Regions from separate parts of the Homo sapiens genome. Here region 1 is linked to region 2. A link is an interaction called in ENCODE POLR2A ChIA-PET data of the cell type or tissue named here. Cell type or tissue: IMR-90. All regions are shown on one strand. Links, peaks and the distances in the headings refer to the core of each region. The heading gives the core; the rest is flanking DNA. Region 1 overlaps BCORL1 (BCL6 corepressor like 1). Region 2 overlaps ZNF280C (zinc finger protein 280C).

Region 1 (2,919 bases), core at 310-2,809, 260 kb after region 2:
GCACGGTGGTGGGCGCCTGTAGTCCCAGCTACTCAGGAGGCTGAGGCAGGAGGATGGCGTGAATCCAGGAGGCAGAGCTTGCAGTGAGCCGAGATAGCGCCACTGCACTCCAGCCTGGGCAAAAGAGCGAGACTCCATCTCAAAAAAGAAAAAGAAAAAAATATATATATAAAATAATAGGTCCCATTTATTGAGCACCTACTATGGGCCTGGGATGATTTTGTGTAATCCTCACAGCCCTGTGAAATTGGTATTATCATCTCCATTGTATAGATGAGAAAACTGAGGCTCAACAAAGTTAAGTGGGCCGGGCATGGTGGCCCATGCCTGTAATCCCAGCACTTTGGGAGGCTGAGGTGGAAGGATCACCTGAGGTCAGGAGTTCGAGACCAGCCTGGCCAACATGGCAAAACCCCATCTCTACTAAAAATACAAAAATTAGCTGGACGTGGTGCTGGGCGCTTGTAATCCCAGCTACTCGAGAGGCTGAGGCACGAGAATCGCTTGAAGCCGGGAGGTGGAGGTTGCAGTGAGCCAAGATAGCACCACTGCACTTCAGCCTGGGTGACAGAGCAAGACTCTGTCTAAAAACAAAAAAAAAAGAAACAAAGAGAGTTAAGTGAAGACCTGGCACGGTGGCTCATGCCTGTAATCCCAACATGTTGGGAGGTTGAGGTGGGCAGATCACTTCAGGTCAGGAGTTCAAGACCAGCCTGGTCAACATGGTGAAACCCCGTCTCTACTAAAAATACAGAAGTTAGCCAGGCATGGTGGTGGGCACGTTTAATCCCAGCTACTCAGGAGGCTGAGGTGGGAGAATAGCTTGAACCCAGGAGACGGAGGTTGCAGTGAGCCGAGATCACACCACTGTACTCCAGCCTGGGCAACAGAGCTAGACTGTCTCCGGTTAAAAAAAAAAAAAAAAAAAAAAAAAAAAAAAAAAAAAGACGGGTGCGGTGGCTCACGCCTGTAATCCCAGCACTTTGGGAGGCCAAGATGGGCAGATCACAAGCTCAGGAGATTGAGACCATCCTGGCTAACACGGTGAAACCCCGTCTCTACTAAAAAAAAAAAAAAAAAAAAAAAAATTAGCCGGGCATGGTGGCGGGCGCCTGTAGTCCCAGCTACTTGCGAGGCTGAGGCAGGAGAATGGCTTGAACCCGGGCAGCGGAGCTTGCAGTGAGCCGAGATCATGCCACTACACTCCAGCCTGGGTGACAGAGTGAGACTCTGTCAAAAAAAAGAACGAAAGTAAGTTAAGTGACTTGCCTCCTGCCACATAGCTAAGAAGTAGAACAGCAAGCACTCTAACCTGAGGTTGTCGGTCTCCAAAGCCCCCCCAGGCAATTCTGAGGAGCTCAAGTTTGAGAACCACTGTACTATACTAACTGGGGTGTGGTACAACCAAGTTAAACTGAGTAAAGCCTCATTATCAGAAGATAATCATCTCATGGATTCAGGTATACAGTGCATCAACTCACCTCTGCGATCATAGTCATATACGGTGCACTTCTCCACAAAACTTGGAAAAGCAAAAATCTGCTTGTTCTCCTTGTCCCTGGACATCAGCATTATAACAAAACTCAACAGTACCCTTAAATGGCACTAACACTATGATTTCTAGGCATACCTTAGTAATGAGGTAACCAAATTTTGTTTCTCAGCAGACCCACGGTAAAGAAGCCCAAAACACAAAGCTTTCCCTGCTCCTTGGTACTCTGGATTCCTCACGGACCTTCAGCTTAAGGTTTTCTTAAAATACAAATGAAGAGGTATCCTGCCTCACATACTGTGATGAGTAAATCTGAAAATTACCACATTTTACAAATAATATATCAGCTGTATTCAAATTCATCATAATTCATTGACCAGGGAAAATATGACCTTGACATGCAGCCTGCAGTTACTCAGTTACTTTTTTTTTTTAAAAAAAAGATCCTTTTTTATGTTTTATGGGGAAAAGGTCACTTCTGCTTAGAATAAAAAAGAAAACTAGAACAGCATATTTGAATTACGGGGATAGAAACACAGAGTTAAATTTTACTCTTGACCAGAATGAAACTTCAGTTCGCCAAAGAAAGTTCTCATCATAAAAGATTGCTTTTAAGTTATGAACAGTGGGAAAGGGAATGATTTAATTTAGAAAAAGAACCATTTCTACATTATTTTAAGGATAACCATTCAAAAATGGGCATTAATAAAGCCTAGTTCATATGTAAAATTATATCAAATACTGTACTAGCATCCTAGTGGCCGAAAAGTAGATATTACCTCCCTCTTTGGCCATCCTGACACTAAACACTCTGGCAACCATGGACTCACACCTAATTCAAACTCCAGCATTAAGAAACTTCCCTTCTCTTTGAAAACTCAAAGGCCTAGGGTCTTCCCTCTGGGTTATGTAATCATCAGTGGCTTCTACCTTTTCCTATTCTACCCCAACAATTGTGTCACTTTCTCCAGCACCCTCTCTGTTCCACTCCGGTGTTCACTTTCCCACCCAAACTTGACCTCGAATTTCTTCACTCTGATTCTGATGCTGATTGGCCCTGAAGAACAGCTCTCTACTCTCTTTGGCTGTTCTATTTCATCCCAAGCTTAGCTCAGCCCAGAATCAATGAATTACTCCATGTGGCCTCCAGTCCAAGCCCTGATTAGAGCCTCTCTTCCATGCCCCTAACCCCACCCTCCAATTCTGGCCCACAGGCTCTCATGTCACTCAGTTTTTTATCCAGTTTCACCCTGGAATTTCCATCACTCATCTCCTGATACCTAGGATCCTTCCCACCTGCAGACTGGAAACACTGGTGGATTCCCACTTTTTCCTTCTTTCAAGGCCACTCTATTTAGGACAGTGAATCCCTCCCCCCATTCAGTATCCTTACTTTAGTCTAGATTTTCTAATTAATGTTTAGATGT
Region 2 (2,919 bases), core at 151-2,650:
CAACATGGTGAAACCCATCCCTACGAAAAATACAAAAATTAACTGGGCGTAGCAGTGGGCGCCTGTAGTCCCAGCTACTTGGGAGGCTGAGGCAGGAGAATCGTTTGAACCCAGGAGGCGGAGGTTGCAGTGAGCCGAGATCACGCCTGGGCAACAAAAGCAAAACTCTGTCACAAAAACAAACAAATATCAAGTCAGTAATTGCTATTAGGATTATTACAGTGCATCTTAAATATCATACTATGTATTGCACAGAAAATATTTTTCTCTTTGAAAATAAAGTTAGCTTCTCTTCTCTTGAAAATTAGACATTTCAAAAATGGCAGAACTCTTTATGGAATGTGAAGAAGAAGAGCTAGAGCCATGGCAGAAGAAAGTAGAAGAAACTCAGGATGAGGATGACGATGAACTGATCTTTGTTGGAGAGATATCAAGTTCAAAACCAGCCATTTCAAGTAAGCATTTACTTTCAGTGAAGTAACGTTTCATAAGATGGTTGTTTCTAATGGAAAATATATGAGATATCTGTCCTTCATACTGTTGTTCTTCTGTAAGGAGTTAGAGGTAAGAGGGAGAGTAAAGGTCAGTAAGAACTTGTGAGAATCAAAGCGGGAATGTAGTTGGGGACTGGAGTAAGGAGGTGAAAGGTTAAAATATCAGATGTGAGCAAAAGGAAATAACTAAGTTAATTGAGGGTTAAGATGACCTGAACAGCATTGTAAGCCTTCTGAGATTGGAAATCATAATTTTTAATGGAACCAAGTAGCCTATTTATTTGTTAATTTTTTTTTCTCCCTTAAACTCAGATTTACAGAAAAGGAAGTGTTTGGAATACTTTTCTTAAAATATCCTGATATGCTAAATAAGTTTGTGTTAGTGTCTGATGGGGGTTCTAATGTCTAAGCAACTGCCTCATCAAAGTATCATCTTGATATATGACTATAAAATGCATAGGTGCTGCATGATTATAGAATCTCTGGTCTGTCTACCAGCATGTGCTATAGCCTTTGGCTACACCCATCTTCCGCAACTACTGTTTATATTCATGAAGGAGGGAGGGCCTGGTTTTCCAACACTATACTTGGACAATGCAGGCAGTCAGCACACGTAAATCTTTTTGGCTTTCTAGCAAAACATGTCCAGTACCTTTGTGGATTGTTAGATTTCTGTTAGAGTAATTAGACTTGGCATTATTACAATGTTAAAGTGAAGATACTGGTGATGTTTATTAAAATAAAATATCTCCTCCCTGTAATCCTAGCAGTTTGGGAGGCCGAAGTGGGTACATCACTTGAGGCCAGGAGTTTGAGACCAGCCTGGCCAACATGGTGAAACCCCCTCTCTACTATAAAGATTAAAAAATTAGCCAGTCATGGTGGCGCGTGCCTGTAGTCCCAGCTACTCAGGAGGCTGAGGCATGAGAATCGCCTGAACCTGTAGGCAGAGGTTGCAGTGAGCCAAGATCACGTCACTGCACTCCAGTCTAGGCAACAGAGCAAGACTATATCTCAAAAAAAGAAAAAAAAAAAGTCCTCAAATATGTCTAAAGTGCAAGGGACAACATAACTGAATTTCAGGAGAGAAAGAGGGAAACAGATCCTTTTTCATTTTATTTACTTATTTTAGGCCTGGAGAAGTCAAGGAATGTAGCCAGCATACCAGTCTTCTTTCTTACCATGGCAATGAGTAATAGTGTGGTTAAGAGATGAGTTTTAAATTTTCTGAAATCCTAGTTCTTACTTCTCTTGGCTCTAAACTTGGAATAGCATTTCTACTCAGTTTTATCAGAGGCAGAATAATTTAGCCAATTGAATTCTCAGTATCATTTCCTGTGGCAAATTGGGAGGTTCTAAGTGGAGAGCCACTTAAATTATTAAATGAGCTAGATATATTTGGCATATTTATTATTGATAGTAGAATAGAATATTCTCTTATTATTTCTAGTCACTGTGACAATTTTTATGCTGAAATATTACCATATTTCAAAATTATTACTCAAATCATCTTATTGAAGCATGACAAGATTCAAGTTGGATTTATATTGATTGTAGATGACTTAGCAGTACTCAACCAAAACAATGTGTATTCGTTTCAAGAGATTCTATCAAAAAGGGTATTGGGCCCACTAGAATTTCTTTTCTATATTGATAACTTAGAATTTAAGTGATTTTATTGATGTTTTATTTGTGAGCTATAAAATATTTTAGCATATGGGATCTCATCTAAATGTTTATATAGAAAAACAATGAAGGCAGGGGAAGGAGAGCAAAAAACTTGTGATTGGTAGACTATAACCACCAACAAGTAAAAATAGCTCTTAGTGGATTGAGTAATACTTATCTTGAATTTCTGAATGAAAACATTATCAAGTTGTTTGAGGATATTTTTCTTTTAGAAGACTTCCGTAATGTTTACTCATAGAGTACTGCATTTCTATGATCAGAAAGCAACCCTACTTTGGTGTGACCCTTCACTTAATAGAATTGTTTTGTGAGATCTGATTCTTTTCTCTCTTTTTTTTTTTTTTTTTTTTTTTAAGATGGAGTCTCGCTCTGTCGCCCAGGCTGGAGTGCAGTGGCACGATCTCGGCTCACTGCAAGCTCCACCTCCCGGGTTCACACCATTCTCCTGCCTCAGCCTCCCAAGTAGCTGGGACTACAGGTGCCTGCCACCACGCCCAGCTAATTTTTTTGTATTTTTAGTAGAGACAGGGTTTCACCATGTTAGCCAGGATGGTCTCGATCTCCTGACCTCATGATCTGCCCGCCTCGGCCTCCCAAAGTGCTGGGATTACAGGTGTGAGCCACCCCGCCTGGCCGGGATCTGGTTCTTTTCTACTAGGAGAGAAAAAAGGAAAATGTTTGAGGTTTTATGGGATTTGTTAATGCTTTGTGCCTTTTCCTGATAAACAATTTTAAG

The links. ChIA-PET counts read pairs that join two places held together with the same protein. Peaks named below come from ENCODE experiments on the same cell type or tissue, not always from the same donor. Only the 100,000 strongest peaks of a DNase experiment are listed, where the experiment ranks them.
Region 1: POLR2A ChIA-PET joins it to region 2 with 20 read pairs; 2 of 35 experiments call an interaction of 5 or more read pairs at or near these places.

Annotation. Positions count from the first base shown.
Region 1 is chrX:129,987,472-129,990,390 of GRCh38, reverse strand. The region is part of intron 1 of BCORL1 (BCL6 corepressor like 1); the gene reads right to left. Among named protein-coding and RNA genes, the nearest start is that of BCORL1, 6.3 kb to the right of the region's middle. In IMR-90, for the core only: no CTCF peak of the experiment used is centred there; no DNase peak of the experiment used is centred there.
Region 2 is chrX:130,244,395-130,247,313 of GRCh38, reverse strand. ZNF280C (zinc finger protein 280C) reads left to right here. Exons shown (of 19, transcript NM_017666.5): 3 at 309-455. Among named protein-coding and RNA genes, the nearest start is that of ZNF280C, 23 kb to the left of the region's middle. In IMR-90, for the core only: no CTCF peak of the experiment used is centred there; a DNase peak (open chromatin) is centred at 1,683; H3K27ac peaks cover 577 bases.